2 separate regions of the Homo sapiens genome follow, and region 1 is linked to region 2. A link is an interaction called in ENCODE POLR2A ChIA-PET data of the cell type or tissue named here. Cell type or tissue: GM12878. All regions are shown on one strand. Each heading gives the region's core, and the rest is flanking DNA. Links, peaks and the distances in the headings are about the cores only.

Evidence for each region. Peaks named below come from ENCODE experiments on the same cell type or tissue, not always from the same donor. Only the 100,000 strongest peaks of a DNase experiment are listed, where the experiment ranks them.
Region 1: POLR2A ChIA-PET joins it to region 2 with 5 read pairs; 2 of 35 experiments call an interaction of 5 or more read pairs at or near these places.

Annotation. Positions count from the first base shown.
Region 1 is chr5:181,079,187-181,083,583 of GRCh38, forward strand. No RefSeq gene overlaps it. Among named protein-coding and RNA genes, the nearest start is that of TRV-CAC1-2, 16 kb to the right of the region's middle. In GM12878, for the core only: no CTCF peak of the experiment used is centred there; no DNase peak of the experiment used is centred there.
Region 2 is chr5:180,813,267-180,817,663 of GRCh38, forward strand. It overlaps a transcript of MGAT1 not described here. Among named protein-coding and RNA genes, the nearest start is that of MGAT1, 13 kb to the left of the region's middle. RefSeq lists an enhancer at 1,070-1,329. In GM12878, for the core only: a CTCF peak has its summit at 341 (motif pointing right); no DNase peak of the experiment used is centred there; H3K4me3 peaks cover 1,095 bases; H3K27ac peaks cover 2,323 bases.

The sequences.
Region 1 (4,397 bases), core at 222-4,221, 270 kb after region 2:
CATAAAAAACACCTCAAAAAATTTAAAAGAAAAATATACAAAGTATGCTCTTGCACCACAATGGATAAAAACTAGAAATCAGTAACAGATAGCTGGAAGTTTCTCAAATATTTGGAGATTAAATAAGACACTTCTAAATAATACATAGGTCAAAGTCTCAGGATAAATTAAAAATGTTTTCACCTGAATGAAATATGAAAATAGAACTTACTAAAATGTATAGGACGTAGTGAAAGCAGTGCTACAAGGAAAATTTATAGCATTAAATGCCTATATCAGAAAGGAACAAAGATCTAAAATCAATAATCTAAGCTTCCATCTTAGAAAACCAGAGAAAAAAGCATACTATAAGCCTGGAAAAAGCAGAAAAAAAGAAATAATAAAAATTAGAGCAAAAATCAATGAAATTGAAAACAAAGACAAATAGAAAAAAAAAAATCAATAAAATCAAAAGCTGGTTCTTTGAAAAGACCAGTAAAATTGGTAACTTACAGTGAGGCTAACAAAAAACAGAGAAAGGACATAAATTGCTAATATCAGAAATGAAAAATGGGACATTACTACTGATCTCAGGGACATTAAAAGTATAATAAAATATGTTCAACAACTATGCTCACAAATTTGATAACTTGGATGAAATAGACTAATTCCTTAAAAGATACAATCTACCGAAATTCACACTAAGAAAAGAGACAATATGAAAAGACTCATATGTATTAAATCAAATCAAGGCCGGGCAAGATGGTTCACACCTATAATCTCAGCACTTTGGGAGGCTGAGGCAGCCAGATCACTTAAGTTCAGGAGTTCCAGACCAGCCTGGCCAACATGGCGAAACCCTGTCTCTACTAAAAAATACAAAAAATTAGCCACGCATGGTGGCATATCCCTGTAGTCCCAGCTACTCGGGGCTGAGGCAGGAGGAAGTCTTGAGCCCGGGAGGCCGAGGCTGCAGTGAGTCCTGATCGTGCCACTGCATTCCAGCCTGGACGACAGAGTGAGACCCTCTCTCGAAAAAAACAAACAAACAAAAAACTATGTAATTCATGCCATCACCAGGCTAAGCAAGAAAAATCATATGATCACATAAATAGATGCAGAAAAGCATTTGACAAAATTCAACACCTAGTTATGATACAAACTCTCAGTAAACTAGGATAGAGGGGAATTCCTCAAATTGATAAAGAACATCTATAGGCAGAGCATGCTGGTTCATGCCTAAAATCCCAGCACTTTGGGAGGCCAAGGCAGAAGGATTGCTTGAGGCCAGGAGTTTGAGATCAGCCTGGGCAACATAGAGAGATTCCATCTCTAAAAAGAAAGACACACACACACACACACACACACACACACACAGAAACATCCACAGAAAAAAAACTAGCTAACATCATACTTAATGGTTAGTGAGAAACTAGGTGTTCTCTCCTTAAGATCAGGAGCAAGGATGTCCCCTACTATCATTCTTATTCAACATTGTACTGAAGTCCTAACTAATGCAAGAAGATTTTAAAAAGGAAATTAAAGCTATACAGATCAGGGGGAAAAAAGAAACTGTCTTTCTTCACAGATGACATGATTGTCTATGTAGAAAATACCAAAGTATTGACCAAAAACTCCTGAACTAGCAGATGATTATAGCAAGATTTTTTCTTTTCTTTTCTTTCTTTTTTTTTTTTTTTTTTGAGATGGAGTCTCACTCTATTGCCCAGGCTGGAGTGCAGTGGCTTGATCTTGGCTCACTGCAACCTCTGCCTCCTGGGTTCAAGCGATTCTCCTGCCTCAGCCTCCAGAGTAGCTGGGATTACAGGCACGATCCACCACGCCCAGCTAATTTTTGTCATTTTAGCAGGGACCAGGTTTTACCATGTTGGCAAGGCTGGTCGTGAATTCCTGACTTCAGGTGATCTGCCTGCCTCGGCCTCCCAAAGTGCTGGGATTACAGGCATCAGCCACTGCACCAGCCAGATTACAGCAAGATTACTATGTAGTGAATTATCATAATTTTATGTTGCCTCAGCACCCATTTTTCAGGGAAGTTTAACTTTCCTATGCCGGAAGGAGAGCTCAGTCACCCTTGACACAGTTTTCAGGTTCTACATCTCCTCCCAGTTCCTCAAGGTGGTCAGTCCAGATATCTGCTGTGCACAGCTGCCTCCCGGTGCCCACCTCCGCATGGCACAGCTACATACAGCCCACTCGACTAGCCCTGCATACTCTATGTAGTGGGATGGATGGCTGCACGTGAGATTTCAAGTCATAGTGGGTACCTTCGGACTGCTTGTTTAATTATGCTCATCAGATGCCTGACTCAGGTTTCTCCAGTAGCCTTTAGTGTCTCTGCTACTCAAATGGCACCCATGATAAGGCACAAGGTCTAATGCCTAGACATTACAGGGTCAATTTCAATGGTATTGACACAGCAGAGGTTTCTGCCTACGTATTAGAAGAACACCACACCCTAATGGCCCAAGCCAGTGGCCAAGGATAAAAACCTTGGAGGAACCTCTTCTGCCTAGTTGACTGGGCTCCCCACTTTCCCACCGCTTCCTTTAAATGGACCATTCAGGTATTTGCCCTTGAACTTAAAGCCACCCACAGTGTATTCTCCAACATACACTTCTAATTTCTGCATTCTTTCTCCCTGCCTGTACTCCCTAAACTAACCTCTCTGTGTGGGGGGCCTCCAAGCATGTCATATACTACCAGAACCTATAAGTAATAAAATCTTTATTTCTATTTTGTGTCTCTCCTAATCATTGAAGGGTTGCTCTCCATTTTAAAGATCATAAGTTTTAAAATACAGGACACAAAGTTAATAAACAAAAGTCAATTGCTTTACTATATGCCAGCAATAAACAATTGGGATTTAAAAATTAAAAATACAATAACACTAACATTAGCACTTAAAAAGTACTTAATAATAAATCAAAAAAATGGGTACAAGGTCCATATAAGGAAATCTAATGAAATCAAAAAAAGTTCTAAGTAAATGGAAAGATATTCCATGTTCATGGATAGGAAAGCTCAATCTTTTAAAGATGCCAATCCTTCCTAATTTCATCTACAGATTCAATGTAATCCAATCAAAATCCCAGCAGGTTATTTTATAAATACTGACAAACTGATTCTAAACATTATATGAAAAGGCAAAAGACCCAGGAGAGCCAACACAGTATTGAAGAAGAAATAAGTTGGAAGACTAATACTACCTAAAGGCTTACTATAAAGCTACAATAATCAAGAAAGTATAGTGTTGGCAAAGGAATAGACAGCTAGATCAATGAAGAAGAATAGAGAACAAACAGATCCACACAAATATACTTAACTGATATTTTGACAGGAATTAAAAGCAATTCAACAGATAATGTATGGTCTTTTCAAGAAATGATGCTGGAATATTTAGGCATGCATGTGCCAAAAAAAAAAAAAAAGGAAAAAAACATGAATCCAGACACTGATCTTACACCTCTCACAGAAATGAACTCAAAATGGATTATAGACCTAAATTTAACATGCAAAACTACAAAACTTTTACAAGAGAACCCGGGGAAAATCTGGGGAAGTTTTTCAAAGCATGATCCATGATCTATGAAGAAAAACGGGTATGTTGGACTTCACTGAACTTAAAAACTTCTGCTCTGCAAAGACATTGTTAGGGAAATGGAATGACAAGGCACAGACCGGGAGAGAATATTTGCTGAATACATATCTAACGAGGCACTTGTATTAACCAGCAATACCAGCACTTAGGGAGGCTGAGTTGGAAGGTTCACTTGAGCCCAGGAGTTCCAGATCAGCCTGAGAAACATAGGGAGAAAATTTTTTTTTTTAAATGTGCTGTGTGTGGTGACACTTGCCTATAGTCCTAGCTACTCAGGAGGCTGAGGCAGGAGGAACACTTGAGCCCGGGAGTTGCAAGCTGCAGCAAGCCATGATCATGCCACTGTACTTTAAGCTGGGTGAAAGAGCAAGATTCTGTCTCATAAAATAAAACAAAACAAAACAAAAAAAACTGAACAATAAGAAAACAATTCAATTAAAAAATATGCAGGCTGGTGTGGTGGCTCACACCTGTAATCCCAGCACTTTGGGAGGCTGAGGCGGGAGGATTGCTTGAAGCCAGGAGTTTGAGACTGGCCTGCACAACACAGCGAGACCCCAGGTCTACAAAAAAATAAAAAATTAGCTGGGCATGGTGGCATATGCTTGTGGTCCCAGATACTCAGGAGGCTGAGTAGGGAGGATCGCTTGAGCCCAGGAATTGGAGGCTACAGTGAGCTATGATTACACCACTGCTCTCCAGCCTAGGCAACAGAGCAAGACTCTGTCTCAAAGAATAAAAATAATGATCAAAAGATCTGAAGAGACGTCTCACCAAAGAAAATGTACAGATGGCA
Region 2 (4,397 bases), core at 119-4,118:
TGGTTTTGCATTGTTGTTTTAAGTTTTATTCCACTAATTGCTAGTAATGTTGAACCTGTTTTTATGCATCACTTTTGCAGATTGCCTACAGCATATCTTTTGCCCACTTGGATTCATCTTTGTCTTATTCATTTGCAAGAACTCTTTATAGAATATCAGCCCTTTGTTACCTATGTTACAGCAATTTTCCCAGTTTGTCATTTGCTTTTTAAGTCTGTTTATGTGCTCTTTTGACATTGCAGTAGTCACCGCTAGCTGGGCCAAAAGTCTGGTCTTGCTGTACATACTGCCTTCAGAATAAACACTTAGGAGTAAGCTAGAGATTTTTGTTATCAGTTACTCCACCTAGAGGACCAGCAGGTGGAGTCTCCATGGGCAGAGTCTCGCGGACTGTCATTTGGTGTGGGGTGGCCAAGAGGGACTGAACATCTGGAGAACATGGTTGTCGGGCTCTTTATACCAGTGGACCCCTCTTTCCTATGGAAGCCTCGCATCTCCATCAGAAGCAGCAGTAAAATGGCCTCTGCTGTCTTCTGCCTTTCAAGTCTAACTCAAGGGCACCTGAGTAGGTGAACCTAATTGCAAGGGAGTTAGATATGTAACCTATTCAACTAGAAAGAAGGTAGCCAGAGGGGCTACCTACAGTCCCCACCAAACTTATGTATCAGGGCTTCCCATCCTGGCTGTTGAATTACCTATTCTGGCAGCTGTTCCAGTCAATACAGCTGATAGTAAATTTTAATAACTGGCAGTAAAAGTCTTCCCCAGTAACCCTGATTTTCAATGTTTTGTTGGCCATTTTCACACATTTTTTCAGGTGTATATTTTTTCACACTATTTGTTCAGATGATCATTGTAATTCATTTCAGAAACTAGATATCTCTTGTAATTTCCTGGGCTTCTCCTTACCCTGGCGAGTATTCTTTGTACCGATTTTAGTCTGAAGTCTGGTAGGTACAAAAGTTAGTTTGTGTATTTGCTATTTGTTAGGTGCCCTTCATCCTGGTATTTAAAATTCTGGCCCATAAAGAAACAACCACACTCACTTGTTCCCTCAATCTTATTGTGCCTCTTGGCAGCTTCTGACATTGTCAACCGCTCCCTTCTTCTGACACACTTCTCTTGACTCCCACGCCAGCACGCTCTCTGGGGTTCCCCCTCCTCTGGCTGCTCCTCCTCAGCATCCTAGCAGGCTTCTCCCTTTTCTCTCTTTACCCACCACTTGCTGTACAAATGCGGAGTTCCCTAGGGCTCTTTCCTGGGCCCTTGTGTCTTCTCATTTTACACTTTCTTTCGAGATGATCCCACAGAAGTCACATGGCTTCCAGTATCCACTCCATGTCAAAGATACTTAGTCTGTTTCTATTGCTTATGACAGAATATCTGAAACTGGGGTCGGGTGCAGTGGCTCACGCTTGTAATCTCAGCACTTTGGGAGGCTGAGGCGGGTGGGTCATGAGGTCAGGAGTTGAAGACCAACCTGACCAAGATGGTGAAACCCCATCCCTACTAAAAATATAAAAATTAGCCAGGCGTGGTGGCAGGTGCCTGTAATCCCAGCTACCCCAGAGGCTGAGGCAGGAGAATCGCTTGAACCCGGGGGGGCGGTGGTTGCAGTGAGCTGAGATCGCGCCACTGCACTCCAGCCTAGGCGACAGAGTGAGACTCTGTCTCAAAAAAAAAAAAAAATTAAAAATTAAAAACAAGGAATATCTGAAACTGGGTAATTTATAAGGAAAGGGAATTTATTTCTTACAGCTCTGGAGGCTGAGAAGTCCAAAGTTGAGGGGCTGCATTTGGTGAGAGCCCTCTTGATGGTAGGAACTCTCTGCAGAGTCCTGAGGGGTTCAGGGCATGACATGGCAGGGGGACTGAGCGTGCTAAGGTGCTAGCGCAGGTCTCTCTTCCTCTCTTATAAAGCCGCCAGTTCTCCCATGATGAATCCATTCATTAGTGGGAATAGAGCCTTCATGATCCAATCACCTCTTAAAGGCCCCACCTCTCCATGCTGCCACTCTGGGGATTAAGTTTCAACATAAGTTTTGGAGGGAACACCCAAATATGCATGCTCAAGTCCCTTCTCTGTGCTCCAGGCCCACATGTCCAATTCCCTGCTTGCCCTCCCAACTCAGTCCCCTCACAGATACCTCTGACTCACGTGTCCAAAGTGAAATTTGCAGTGCTCCTCCCAGCTCCTCTCTCAGCAGTCCCGTTCTCAGGAAATGGCAGGCCAGAAGTCTTCCACAACATTCCCACATCCAGTCAGTCAAAAGCCTCCGAAAGCTTGTCTCCCGGTTATTTCGTGGCTCTTTTCCTCCACCCTCTCCTTTGACCTGGCCAATACCCTCCTGAAACTCCTTCCTCTTTTACGTCTCTTTTCATGTGTGATTCATTAGATCCACTAAGTTCCACCCCTAGAAGGAGAGGGTGGACTTTCCTGCAACACTGAAGACAAATTTCCCTCTTCCCCTTTTTCATGTTCCCTGTGACTTTTTAAATTAAAAAAAAAAATTCTTTTTTGTTTTGGCCCTGAGTTGCACTGTAAATACAGGACTGAAGATGACGTGACAAACCCAGACATCGCCATGCCTAAGGCGTAGAGCTGAAGACTTTTTATGTGTCATAAGGAATTCTAGCAAAACCCAGAATATTCAGCAGGAACATGGAATGGAGTTGGGGTGGAAGATACAGAAATTTCAGTTCCATTCAATCATGGGGTAACAGTTACCTAAGTCCCCTAAAAAATCACAGCACTTTCTCGCCTCATTTTACAATGAAGGATGTCTGGTCTTGCCTTATTTATTCCTTGTATGGTTATTTTAATTACGTTTATTTTGGAGCCGGGTGCGGTGGCTCATGCCTGTAATCCCAGCACTTTGGGAGGCCGAGGCAGACGGATCACCTGAGGTCAGAAGTTTGAGACCAGCCTGGCCAATATGGTAAAACCCCATCTCTACTAACAATACAAAAATCAGCCGGGCGTGGTGGCGCATACCTGTAATCCCAGCTAGTAGGGAGGCTGAGGCAGGAGAATCGCTTGAACCTGGGAGGCGGAGGTTGCAGTGAGTCGAGTACGTGCCACTGCACTCCAGCCTGGGTGACACAGCAAGACACCATCTCAAAAATAAATAAAAAAAAAATTTTTGAACATTTCTCCACAATTAGATATGAGCTTCTTAAGGACAAACATTCTGTTTACCTTAAAATAATCATATATTTCTATATTAGTGCAATTCAATGAATATTTATGGGTGGGCTCAGATCCTGGCTCCTCTCATTTCCGTGGACTCCAGGGATCCAGTTTCCTCTTCATAAAGCGAGGATAATGAAATCTGTCCTTCACCCCTGGCAAGGCACTCATGAGGATCAGGTGAAACCATGTGTGTGGGAACCCTTTTAAAACCGCAAAGAGCTGCATAAACATCTGAGGGCTTTAGGTTCGCAGATACAATCGGAAGGCGCCTGGCGCTGCTGGGCATTGAGCTTCCAGGGGGCACTTGGTGGAGAGCCCTGCACTCCCCTCCCTGAGGAAGCAGTTCCCATAGTTCCCGTTTCCCACCTGGCCTCTCCTTTTCAGGGCTCCTAAAGAGTGATCTTCACAGAGAAAGCCAGTCTGTTTAAACGATATTGTAAGTTCTGAATATCACCAGGTCTATTTTTTAAGTCTGAATTTACATTTAAATCAGGAGCATTTGTCCAGGCCAGTAATTTTTCAGCCCAGCTCCTCCAGACGGTGTGTGTCCATTACCAGTGAGAATTTGAAACCTTCCTGACGCCAGGAGGCTGAGGTTTTCCTGCACTGGGCCTCCACTTGTGTGTGGAAGGGGAGGGGCGGCAGGGAGGCAGGAAGAGGGGTATGGAGGGAGAAGGGTGGGAGAGGAAGGTCAAGGAAGCACAGTTATAAATAGAAGCGTCTTTTGCCTTCAAGATATTTCAGGTCACATGGAGAAAGGAAATTCACTCTTAAGAAATAACAAAGAAACAAAAGACTGAAGTCAATTCAGAAGTGCTGACACAAAGACCGGTTTGGAGGCAGTAAAATTAATCAGGATTGCCTCCTGGGAGTAGGTGGGTCACCACAAGGTCTTGAAAGCAACCAGGGGAAAAAGGAACTCCTGGTTTGGGGATCATAAATCTCTCTTCAAGAACAACCAAACTCCAGTATGAGTATTTACGCTCCTTATCATCTAAGCTGGGTCTGAGGTCAGGAGCTTGGATTCTGGTCTTCATTCCAGGGTCCAGCTCATCACAGACCCTGAGCAAATTCTTTACTCATCTCCTTGTGCAGGAACAGTTGAAAAGTACTTTGGGGAAAACCAGTTTTAACTATTACTCCCAAACCTTAATTAGAACTGTATAATTCTTTATCTTTTGTGAAATGAGTTTTAAACTAGAAC